Linked DNA regions of Homo sapiens: region 1 is linked to region 2. A link is a contact called in ENCODE Hi-C or POLR2A ChIA-PET data. All regions are on one chromosome and are shown on one strand. Each heading gives the region's core, a stretch centred on a gene start or an enhancer-like site at or near the end of the contact. The rest is flanking DNA. Distances are from core to core; before and after follow the strand shown.

Region 1 (5,667 bases), core at 2,499-4,998, 170 kb after region 2:
TTCAAATAATTGGAAAAAACTACTTTAAATTTCATATGGAACCAAAAAAGAGCCCGTATAGCCAAGACAATCCTAAGCAAAAAGAACAAAGCTGAAGGTATCACGCTACCTGACTTCAAACTATACTACAAGGCTACAGTAACCAAAACAGCATGGTACTGGTGCCAAAACAGATATATAGACCAATGGAACAGAATAGAGGCCTCAGAAATAACGCCACACATGTACAACCATGTGATCTTTGACAAACCTGACAAAAACCAGAAATGGGAAAAGATTCCCTATTTAATAAATGGAAAACTGGCTAGCCATATCCAGAAAGCTGAAACTGGATCCCTTCCTTACACTTTATACAAAAATTAACTCACGATGGATTAAAGACTTAAACGTAAGACCTGAAACCATAAAAACCCTAGAAGAAAACCTAGGCAATACCATTCAGGACATAGGCATGGGCAAAGACTTCATGATTAAAACACCAAAAGCAATGGCAACAAAAGCCAAAATAGACAAATGGGATCTAACTAAACTAAAGAGCTTCTGCACAGCAAAAGAAACTATCATCAGGGTGAAAAGGCAACATACAGAATGGGAGAAAATTTTTGCAATTTATATTTTGCATCTGACAAAGGGCTAATATCCAGAATCTACAAAGAACTTAAACAAATTTACAAGAAAAAAAAACCCATCAAAAAGTGGACGAAGGATATGAACTTCTCAAAAGAAGAAGTTTATGCACCCAAGACATATGAAAAAAAGCTAATCATCACTGGTCATTTGAGAAATGCAAATCAAAACCACAATGAGATACCATCTCATAGAATGGTGATCATTAAAAAGTCAGGAAACAACAGATGCTGGAGAGGATGTGGAGAAATAGGAACACTTTTACACTGTTGGTGGGAGTGTAAATTAGTTCAACCATTGTGGAAGTCAGTGTGGTGATTCCTCAAGGATCTAGAACTAGAAATACCATTTGACCCAGCAATCCCCTTACTGGGTATATACCCAAAGGATTATAAATCATTCTACTATAAAGACACATGCACACACATGTTTACTGCGGCACTGTTCATGATAGCAAAGACTTGGAACCAACCCAAATGCCCATCAATGATAGACTGGATCAAGAAAATGTGGCACATATACACCATGGAATACCTTGCAGCCATAAAAAAAAATGAGTTCATGTCCTTTGCAGGGATATGGATGGAGTTGGAAACCATCATTATCAGCAAACTAACAGAAAAACAGAAAAACCAAACACTGCATGTTCTCATTCTTAAGTGGGAGTTGAACAATGAGAACACATGGACACAGGGAGAGGAACATCACACACCGGGGCCTGTCGTGGGGTGGGGGGCTAGGGGAGGGATAGCATTAGGAGAAATACCTAATGTAGATGACGGGTTGATGGGTGCAGCAAACCACCATGGCACGTGTATACCTATGTAACAAACCTGCACGTTCTGCACACGTACCCCAGAACTTACAGTATAATAAAAAAAAAGAAAAAGCCCTAGGTACTAATTATTTATCCCACCCTTTTAAATGCTGAAGGAGAACATTAATAAGCAGACAGATGGGAGTACTAACAATACAAGACCCAAATAACATATTCGTTCTTACCTGATGTGGACTGCTTCATCATGTTATGCATTAAGAGACAAAGTATAAAAAGTAAAAACATGTAGAATTTATTTAAATAATATTTAAGACATCTGACACACTCAGCACAAGTTTAATAGTTAACAAAATCTTTTTTTATAACATCTAAATCTACTTTAATGGAATCTTAACTTTGCATTATCAATAAAGAGATCGGATTTTAGAATTTCTCTGTGTGTATTAAACAATGCTGGTCCCCCAAAAACATTTAGTAATGAGAAAAGGAAAGCGATAAGTTATTATACAATTTACAAAGAATAAAGCATAAAAATGCAGTATAGTTAATAAGAAAACAGGAAACTGTCATGTTCATAGTCTGATGAAAGGTTTTGACAGGAAACAGCAGAGTTTCTTACTGTATGATAGTAAAAATTCAAACACTAAAAAAACACTATTTATAAAAGATTACAGCTATTCCACGCAAGTTATCATTGAAATTCTACAGCAGGGATAACCTGTAAAGATGAATATTCTGAAGCCCCAAAGGACTTCATCATCATTAAGGATACATAAGTATTTTTAAATTTTTCATTAGTCTACTTTATTGGCTAAACCAGTAGATATTAAGACAGAAATTTCTTTTGTGAAATAGAGAAGTGTCATGGTTTTAGAGTTTTGTAGTCTTTAAATGTAGGTTCTTTATAAGTGATAAAGAAATCTGTGCCGAGAAAATATGATCACCTGGGCAAGTGTCTGTGTGGCTAGAGGAGACAATGTGCTGTGTGTCTGCTTTCTTTTAGCACATCATAGGACACTGGTAACTTAAAAAATTACAGTTGATTTTTTTTTACACTTGGTTTTAAAGAGACGTAACAAGTTATCCTTCAATTTTAACATTGGGGTAATGGAATTAATAATACAATCTTATAATTATATAATGCTTTACAGTTAAAAGTGCTTTCATGCATATTATTTCAACTTAAAAAAAATTTCCCCTGTGTGTGACTGGAGGTTGCACTGTGCAGACAACTACCACTTTCTGAGATTCAAAAGAATAAGAGGAAGGGCTGCATTGGGTATTTTGAAAGACAATCAATCCACAACAAAGTGGAAAAAAGTCATCCACACACCAAAAAAAACCCCTAACCAAATGAACTTTGATCACTACTAGACAGGGTTTAAACCATTGAAGTGAATCATGTGACACCAAGTGAACTGCAAAACAGTTGCAGTAAGTTTCCAAGACTGAGTCATATCAGATTATAAAAGCTCCTATTCGTACATTTGAGTTTGTATAATTAATCTTTATAAAACAAAGAGCTATAGCTTTTTGAGCTAAATGTAGCATTTCTGTAAGTGATATGTAATATATACAATTTTAAATAACAATGTATTTTACTTTTCATGGAAAGATCTAATAATCACATAGTTTGTATTTCTAAGTTCTAGAGGCTTTACTTTTTTTTCCATCCTCAGAGTTTGGTCAGTAATTTTGTTGGATTCCTTATAGAATACCTTTAATAGTTTTCTGTTTTCAAAATCTAAAATAAATGTAATGGGAGATGATATGCAAAATTTATTCTCAATTATCAGCTTCTTTAAACACTGAATTGTAAACATGACAAAGGTTAGACTAGTAATAACCACACAAACAAAATGATTTCCAGAGAATCAGAACAGGAAATCAGTAAAAGTGATCGACTGGAGGTCATGATTTCTTCATTACTTTATTACACAGACAAGAGCCAAAATTCTAATCTACAGTACTTAAAAAAAAAAAACTAAAAAAAATTCAAGAATTTTATTGAAATAATACTAGGTACATAATGCTGAAAATGTTTTTGGTTTTAAGCTAAGTAAATCATAAAAAATATAAAATTTAGAATGAAAAAATTGTAGATTTCATGTAAAACTGTATATAATGCAATAGTTAAAGCTGACGTTTTTAGAAGGAAAAAACATGCACCCACATTAATAAGTAAAAAAGGTAGAAAGGAAAGGAAAGTTTGGAATAGAAGAAACTTACAACTGCACACTTTTTACCTGAGAAGAAGAGAGGGGGAGTCATTTACAGAGAATTCTTAGTCTTTCTACAGTGCATACTTAGATGTATTCAGTATTGTGGGCAAACAAAATGAAACTGCCACTGAATGTCTTCTTCCTGGCAGCTGACACATCTTGATAAAATTGAAACCATTAACATTATTTAGAAGGTACTCTAAGGTCAACGCTGATGAGGCTACGAATATGTGAGGTTCTATGTAAATTTATGACCAATTACAGGAAATAAATCACTTCACACTTGTTTCACTCTGAACTTTTAAAGCTACATCAAAGTACCATGTAGATTTCCTTTGATTTAACCTTCAGCAAAATGAAGCATTTAAAAATTCAAACCTTTAGCAAAACACCCTCATGAAAATGAAGTACTTCTTTTCTATTTGGATTGGATTCTGTTCAGAGGAAATTCTTGTTCTCTAAAGCTATATCATGTGTTTTTTCAGTCCATCAATCAATTAACCAAATATGCACCTAGTGTTTAGGTGACAAGTGTTGTGATGCTGGAAAGGCAAAGACAAATGACAAGGCTCCTGCCCTCAGTTAAAAATCTGAAGGGCAAGACAAAAAAACTAAACAGCTGATTCCAAGGTGGCACACTGTTAAGTAAACCCACAGGAGAAGCAATACACTGGCTAGAAGGGAGAATTCTTAGGGAAGGAGGAAGATGATGATGTTCGAGTTGGGTCTGTAAGGATGAGCAGAGGTGGAGGGAGGAGAAATCAGGCACAGGTGGCATGGGGAAAAGCCTAAGGCCAGAGAATGTATTATGTGTTAGGAAACTGCAAGTGGTTTGGTGTGGCTGGATATAGGTCTCAAAATGAGAGGTGAGAGATGAAACTTGAAAGAAAGCTGGGGCTAAACTATGAAGAATCTTATGCCATGTTAAAGAATTAGAACTTATCACGAAGGTTATGGGTGAGTCACTGAGGCAGTGGAGTAGTGTCATTAGATTTTATCTAATCCTTTATAATATCACACTGTGACTACATAAGTATTTTGTGGTATAGCTGGAACAATAAGAGCACTTATTTAGCCCTTACTATGTCCCAGGCTCTGTTTTAAGTGCTTTTCCAGCATTAATTTACTTAATTCCCCCAATATCTCCCACAAGATAATTGAGGGATGGAGGAAAACTTTTTTTTAGGTGTCAAATCACTCAAGAAATCTGAAAAAATCTTGAACCCGGCCGGGCGCAGTGGCTCACGCCTATAATCCCAACACTTTGGGAGGCCGAGGCGGGCGGATCACGAGGTCAGGAGATGGAGACCATCCTGGCTAACACTGGTGAAACCCCGTCTCTACTAAAAATATAAAAAATTAGCCGGGTGTAGTGGCGGGCGCCTGTAGTCCCAGCTACTTGGGAGGGTGAGGCTGGAGGATGGCGGGAACCCGGGAGGCGGAACTAGTAGTGAGACGAGATCATGCCACTGTGCTGCAGCCTGGGCGACAGAGCTAGACTCCATCTCAAAAAAAAAAAAAAAAAAAAAAAATCTTGAACCCATTCTCCCAAAGATCCGCCTATGTTTATACATAAAATATTTGTAAATACTTTAATAGACCCCATCCATGGGCCCCAGGTTAGGAAACTGTCCAGAAGAGAAAGACTATGAATTTTTAAAATGACCTTGAGATATAACTTGCCTTCCATACAATTTACCCATTTAGAGTGTACAATTTGATGGCTTTTAGTATATGCATAGAGTTGTGCAACCATCACCACAACCAATCCTAGAATATTTTTATCATGCCATAAATAAACCACACACCTCTTAGCTGTCATCCCTTAAAACCCCTCTCTTCCCCTCCAACCCCAAGGAACCACTAATCTACTTTCTTTCTCTATAAATTTATCTATTCTGGACATATAAATGAAATCATACAATATGTGGCCTTCTGTGACTGATTTTTGAAAAATTTATCATCCATGTTGTGGCATGTGTCAGCACTTGATTCCTTTTATTGCCTCATAATTGATCATATGGATATACCACATTTTAT
Region 2 (5,056 bases), core at 642-3,141:
TAAGTTTTGGGGAGTCAAAAGTTATATACAGATTTTCAACTGCATGGGGGAGGGGGTCAGTGTCCCTAATGCCTGCATTGCTCAGGGGTCAACTGTAATGATAATGGAGTAGTCATTGAGAGGATCCAGAAAAGGAGCTAATTCAGGGTGAGAGAAAATTGACAAGTGACATTAAGTATCCAGATGAGGCTACAGATCATGGATTTGTAGTGGTATCGACCTTCAGGGTTCCCTTCTTCCCCATATCTCCATACCACCAGTAGTTTCCAGCCATCTATTATAGGTATGGAGAAAGCAGATTGCAACATTTATCTCAGGGTGTAGGTTTTGCTAGGTAGAAAAGCTAAAGCAAGGATGCAAGAGGTTTGGAAGAGTACTAATGAGATAATAGTTCAAAAAATCAAGACAAATATAAGGAAGAAAAGTAGAGTTACCTAGAAAGAAAATTGGTCATCCTCATCAAATAATTCTTGTGTTTCTCCCCCCAAAATGGTATCTTCAGCTCTGACATCTCTCCTAAATCGTAGACCAAATTTTTTTTTATTTTTTGCTGGGCACCTTCATTTGGATATCTCCCAAGCATTTCAAACTCTCAAATTTGAGATTAAGTCATTTTGCCTTTCAAATGGCCCCTTTTGGTGGCATTGGTATCCTCCTAATTACCCAGAATTGTGCTTCTCTTTATCTCTCATATCTAATCAATTGCTAAGTCCTTTTAGTTCTGTATACAGTTAGCTTTCTCCATTGCCACTGCTACTAACCCACATTAGGCCTTCATTACTTGCCTAGACTGCTGCAATTATAGCCCTCCCAAGCAGGTCTCCTTGCCGTGTGTCTCTTCATTCAACTAGTCCATCCTTCCCTCTAGCTTTAAAAATCATCTCACTGAAGCTTAACTCTGATCAAGGCAGGCCTTTGTTCAGCAACTTAGTGACTTCCCAGCTCCTACCAGATAATTTTGCATGAAATTCAAGGCCCTTCAGAAGTGGCCCCAACTTACCTATTCACCTTATTTCCCTTTTATGTCTTCACATTATGTCCACTGACTGTTTCCCCCACAATCATCTTCAATAGGACTTGACCTATGCTTGAAACTTATTTTCTTTTCATATCTGCCTATTCTAGCCTTCAAGATCCAGTTCAAATGTTACCAACTCCTTAGAAGCCTTCCTTAACACCCCACAGTCAGAAATAATACCTCCCTTGTATAAACCCCCTTAAGTAAGACCTCTCATTGGGCCCTTCTGCTTTGTTACACATTTATATAAAAATCTCATTTTCTTTACTATCCGATTTCTTCCAAAAGTGTAGTTAACAAGTATAACAAATAAACAGAACTACACAAATTTATTCAATTCAGAACTTTAACACAGCTTCACATCAGTTGTTTTCAATACTGGCTATACATTAGAATTACATGGGGAGGTTTTAAAAAAATACTAATGGCTGATTCAAAGATTTTGATTCATTGGTCTTGGGTGGGGCATGGGCATAAGAATTTTTTAAGTTCCCCAAGTGATTCTAATTTGTGCAGGCAGAATTGAGAACCACTGTCTTAATTCTAGTGCACATTGGTGTGCTAAGTAGAGAAGTGCTAAATCAGTTGACTTAGCTGCATATACCAGGATTTGCTTGGTTAGAGGTACTTAACCTTTTTTCTAAAATCGTTAATAGTTTGAAAGGTTCCTCTTGACTATCACAAAGGAAGGGTGAATTAGAAACAGCAAAACTGTTGGTTTTCATTTGTACGTTTTATTTGGTTATGACAGATTTCAAAAATTATTTGAAGAGTATATCCAAGTGGGTCTTTGAAAATTGTAAGATCTACTCAGTTCTTAAAATGAATCAGACATGTGAACTTGTGTGGTCTAGCGGTTAGAAGTGTAGACTAGTGGGAGTACTTCTGGGGTTATTTGTTCATCTTTTACTGACTTACATGACCTTAAGAAAGTCACTTGAGCCTCAACATTTCCTGCAACTTCACAGAAAGGTTGAAGACCAACAAGTCAGTCTCATAAAAAAAAAATTTAACAAACTTGGAAATCACGATAGCTTCTTAGGTTTGACTGAGTTGTTGAGATCTTTCCTGCCACAAAGGGAACAACTAGGAAAGAACTGGCATTCAGGAGAAGCTCTCTAGCTCCAATTTAGAAAGTTTCCCACCATCCATTTTAAAGTATCTGAATGTTTTAGCCGGATGTGGTGGTGCTTGCCTGTAGTCTCGGCTATTTGGGAGGCTGAGGTAGAAGGATTGCTTGAGCCCAGGAGTTTGAGGCTGCAGTGAGCTGTGATTGCACCACTGCACCTCAGCCTGGGTGACAGAGCCAGACCATGTCTCTTAAAAAAAGTGTCTGAATTTTAAATTTAGCTCTGACCTCTTGGCATTTGTTTCCTTATCAATTATAAAACCATATTTACTGAAAAACAACATCAATAACAGCAGTTTAGCAAAGTACCACAAAGTAGTTACCTATGCATGTGGCCCAGTCCATGTTATTTTATGGAAAAACAAAAACTCTTCAACAGGGTGACAGGTTCGTTCTCTATGCCCAGGGAGCTATTGTGTTACTTTGGGGAGGAAGCCAGGGGCCACATGTGAGACAGATGTTTTCGGTGTCTCACTAATGGAGTTGAATCTTCTGCCTTTTCCTCAATAACAAACAAGCAAGGCAGAGAAAGAGTTAATATTAAACATGAAATTGTAATTACTTTCATGCTAAGGAGCATGCAGTATATATTGTATATTTTATCTAACATACAGATAAAATTCCTTTTGAAAGTATATACCAGACTTTTTTTTCAGTATCTGAGAGAGGCATTTTGCAAAATGTCTGGGGTTTGTATGGAGCCCTGCAATTTCTGGAAATAGGTGACATTTTGACCCTTGGTGTTACTGGTCACAGCTCTTCATTTCAGTTTTGATTGTATGGGTGTGCAAACAGGTATTTTGGTTTAATCCTTGATCATTTACCACTTGTTCTTGTAGAAAAGGGAGAAATCTCTACTCAAGTTTTAGAAGAAGATAAAATATGGGTAAGGTGACAGTTGTTACTGCCATGCAGGAAGAAAATATTGGGGCTTGATAGATAAGCAAATAAACAAGATACCTTTGTGATAAAGGTCTCCACTTTTAGCACTCTTCTTAGCCAGTATGACCCTCAATAATTCCTTTACCATCTCCAAAGCTTCAGGTACTTCAGCTCTCAAAAGGAAAGTGACTGGATAGGTTGCACCTAAAACACATTTGGGAAAATTAAGTGTGATTTCCTCAAATATAACCGTATAGCCTCCTAAAATAAGACTATGCTGTTAAACCTCTTCTTTTAGATTCTTTACTTACCCAACCCATTATTAATTAGTGCCTCATCTATCCCAGACGGCTTTTGCGTTTGTTTGATTGTAAGCCTTCAAAGTGTCAGGTATTATAATACCCATTTGTTTTAATTGGTTAAAGTGATAAACATAGTGCCTGTGCATGTACACATTGAAGGTATGGCTGTTTGACAGAAATAATCTTCCTACCTTCTCCTTCCCAGCCCTAACTTCTGAAGGGTGAGAGAATGAGTGTTTAAAAAAATTTTCTTTTCAGCCCAATGTTATCTTTTAGCAGTCTTTACATCTTCATCACCTTTATGCATGGTAATCAGCAGAACAGGTCTCCCTACTGCAGCAGAACTCTGCATGAACCCAGTAATTTCTCAAATCTGATAGGTACAGAAAAGTGTGTGGCCTTTCACTTCCTGTCCCTTCCTCCAACCCCAAACCATAGAGAAGCATGCTTTCTGGTGACATTTTATTCACATAGACATTCTCACAGCTCTTTATTCTGTAAGAAAGATTATGTGGAGTATGAGGAGTGTTGTTCCGTGTCATTTTATAACTGCCTACTCGTTTGATTTTGCAAATTTGGAAATAAATTATGAACGCTCAGGAAAATCCTTCTATGAGAGAGTTATTACTTCTGTCCAGTTTTGAAAGTCAGGTTTGCAGCTATCTGTGCTATATCATTTTAGGAAGGTGCCTGATGTGATCTTCACACGTATCACCTAGGATTATTCAGGAAAGGATAATTCAGATTGTGGAGCTACAATATGGAGTTTCCAGTGGTTCAGTATGAGTGCAGTGAGCAAGACAATAGGGACCAGAATGGGGAAGGCCACTTAAAAATCCAAGTTCATGGCTGGCCACAGTGGGTCACAAGGTCAGGAGTTTGAGACCAGCCTGGCCAACACGCTGAAACCCCATCTCTAATAAAAATACATAAATTAGCTAGGCGTGGTGGTGGGCACCTGTAATGCCAGCTACTCGGGAGGCTGAGGCAGGAGAATCGCCTGAACCCAGGAGGCAGAAGTTGCAGTGAGCCGAGATCGTGCCACTGCACTCTAGCCTGGGCGACAGAGCAAGACTCTGTCTCAAAAAAAGAAAAAAATCCAAGTTCGTTACTGACTTTTATTGTACTCCACGAGATAAAAAACATAGAGATTCATCAGTTTAGCTCTACTTGCTCAATAAACCACAACTTTAACTCTTTATATATATTTTTCTGTTGACAGAATACAAACTGGTGACTTCCAAAATTATGGGTACCTTACTTCTGAGGTTTAGTCAAGAGTTTGTACAGCTCTAAATCCTTGGATAGAAGGTTTTAATAAAAATGCCAACTTTTAATTAAAAATCTCTCTCTTGATTCAGTTATCTTGCCCAAACTTGGAAACTCTTCTTACTACTGTATATAATAATTCCTGTTAACCAGATGTTGTTTGATAGCTCAGTAATAACAAATGGAGGGTACTTGTCCTAACCTGATTTACATTCTTTCCTTTTGATGTGTAGCATATGTGGAGCAGTCAGCTAAATAAAGGTCTTATCAATAAGATGCAGTTTGACACTTGGCTTTTTGCTTTTGTTGTTACGCCACTTACCATATGGTAAAGAATTGTTATAGAAGGATATCTGTATTTTCAGAAGTGAGGTTTGAATTGGTGGAGGTTTCATGAGCAGTTTCCTCATTTGTGATTTATACATTGTAAGTTTTTATCATGTGAGTTGTTTTCAA

Evidence for each region. Hi-C counts contacts between places; a loop is a spot of excess contacts on that map. ChIA-PET counts read pairs that join two places held with the same protein, here RNA polymerase II (POLR2A). Pooled maps may share reads with other maps.
Region 1: a map of natural killer cell shows a loop between it and region 2 (3-fold over the local background). The contact joins two enhancer-like sites. A Hi-C loop is called at or near these places in 1 of 168 maps with a recorded cell type or tissue (natural killer cell) and 9 of 50 pooled maps. POLR2A ChIA-PET finds 5 or more read pairs at or near these places in 2 of 52 experiments (PC-9 and activated naive CD4-positive, alpha-beta T cell).

What each region holds. Positions count from the first base shown.
Region 1 is chr1:92,534,408-92,540,074 of GRCh38, forward strand. The region is part of intron 19 of EVI5 (ecotropic viral integration site 5); the gene reads right to left. Among named protein-coding and RNA genes, the nearest start is that of GFI1, 50 kb to the left of the region's middle. Within about 2 kb of position 3,749, at least 5 of the 41 ENCODE cell types and tissues checked have a DNase peak (open chromatin) inside an H3K27ac peak, as active enhancers do; they include natural killer cell, where a contact is called at or near this core.
Region 2 is chr1:92,363,965-92,369,020 of GRCh38, forward strand. All of the region lies in intron 11 of RPAP2 (RNA polymerase II associated protein 2), which reads left to right. It also overlaps a transcript of GLMN not described here. Among named protein-coding and RNA genes, the nearest start is that of RPAP2, 67 kb to the left of the region's middle. RefSeq lists an enhancer at 1,745-1,794. Within about 2 kb of position 1,892, at least 2 of the 41 ENCODE cell types and tissues checked have a DNase peak (open chromatin) inside an H3K27ac peak, as active enhancers do; they include natural killer cell, where a contact is called at or near this core.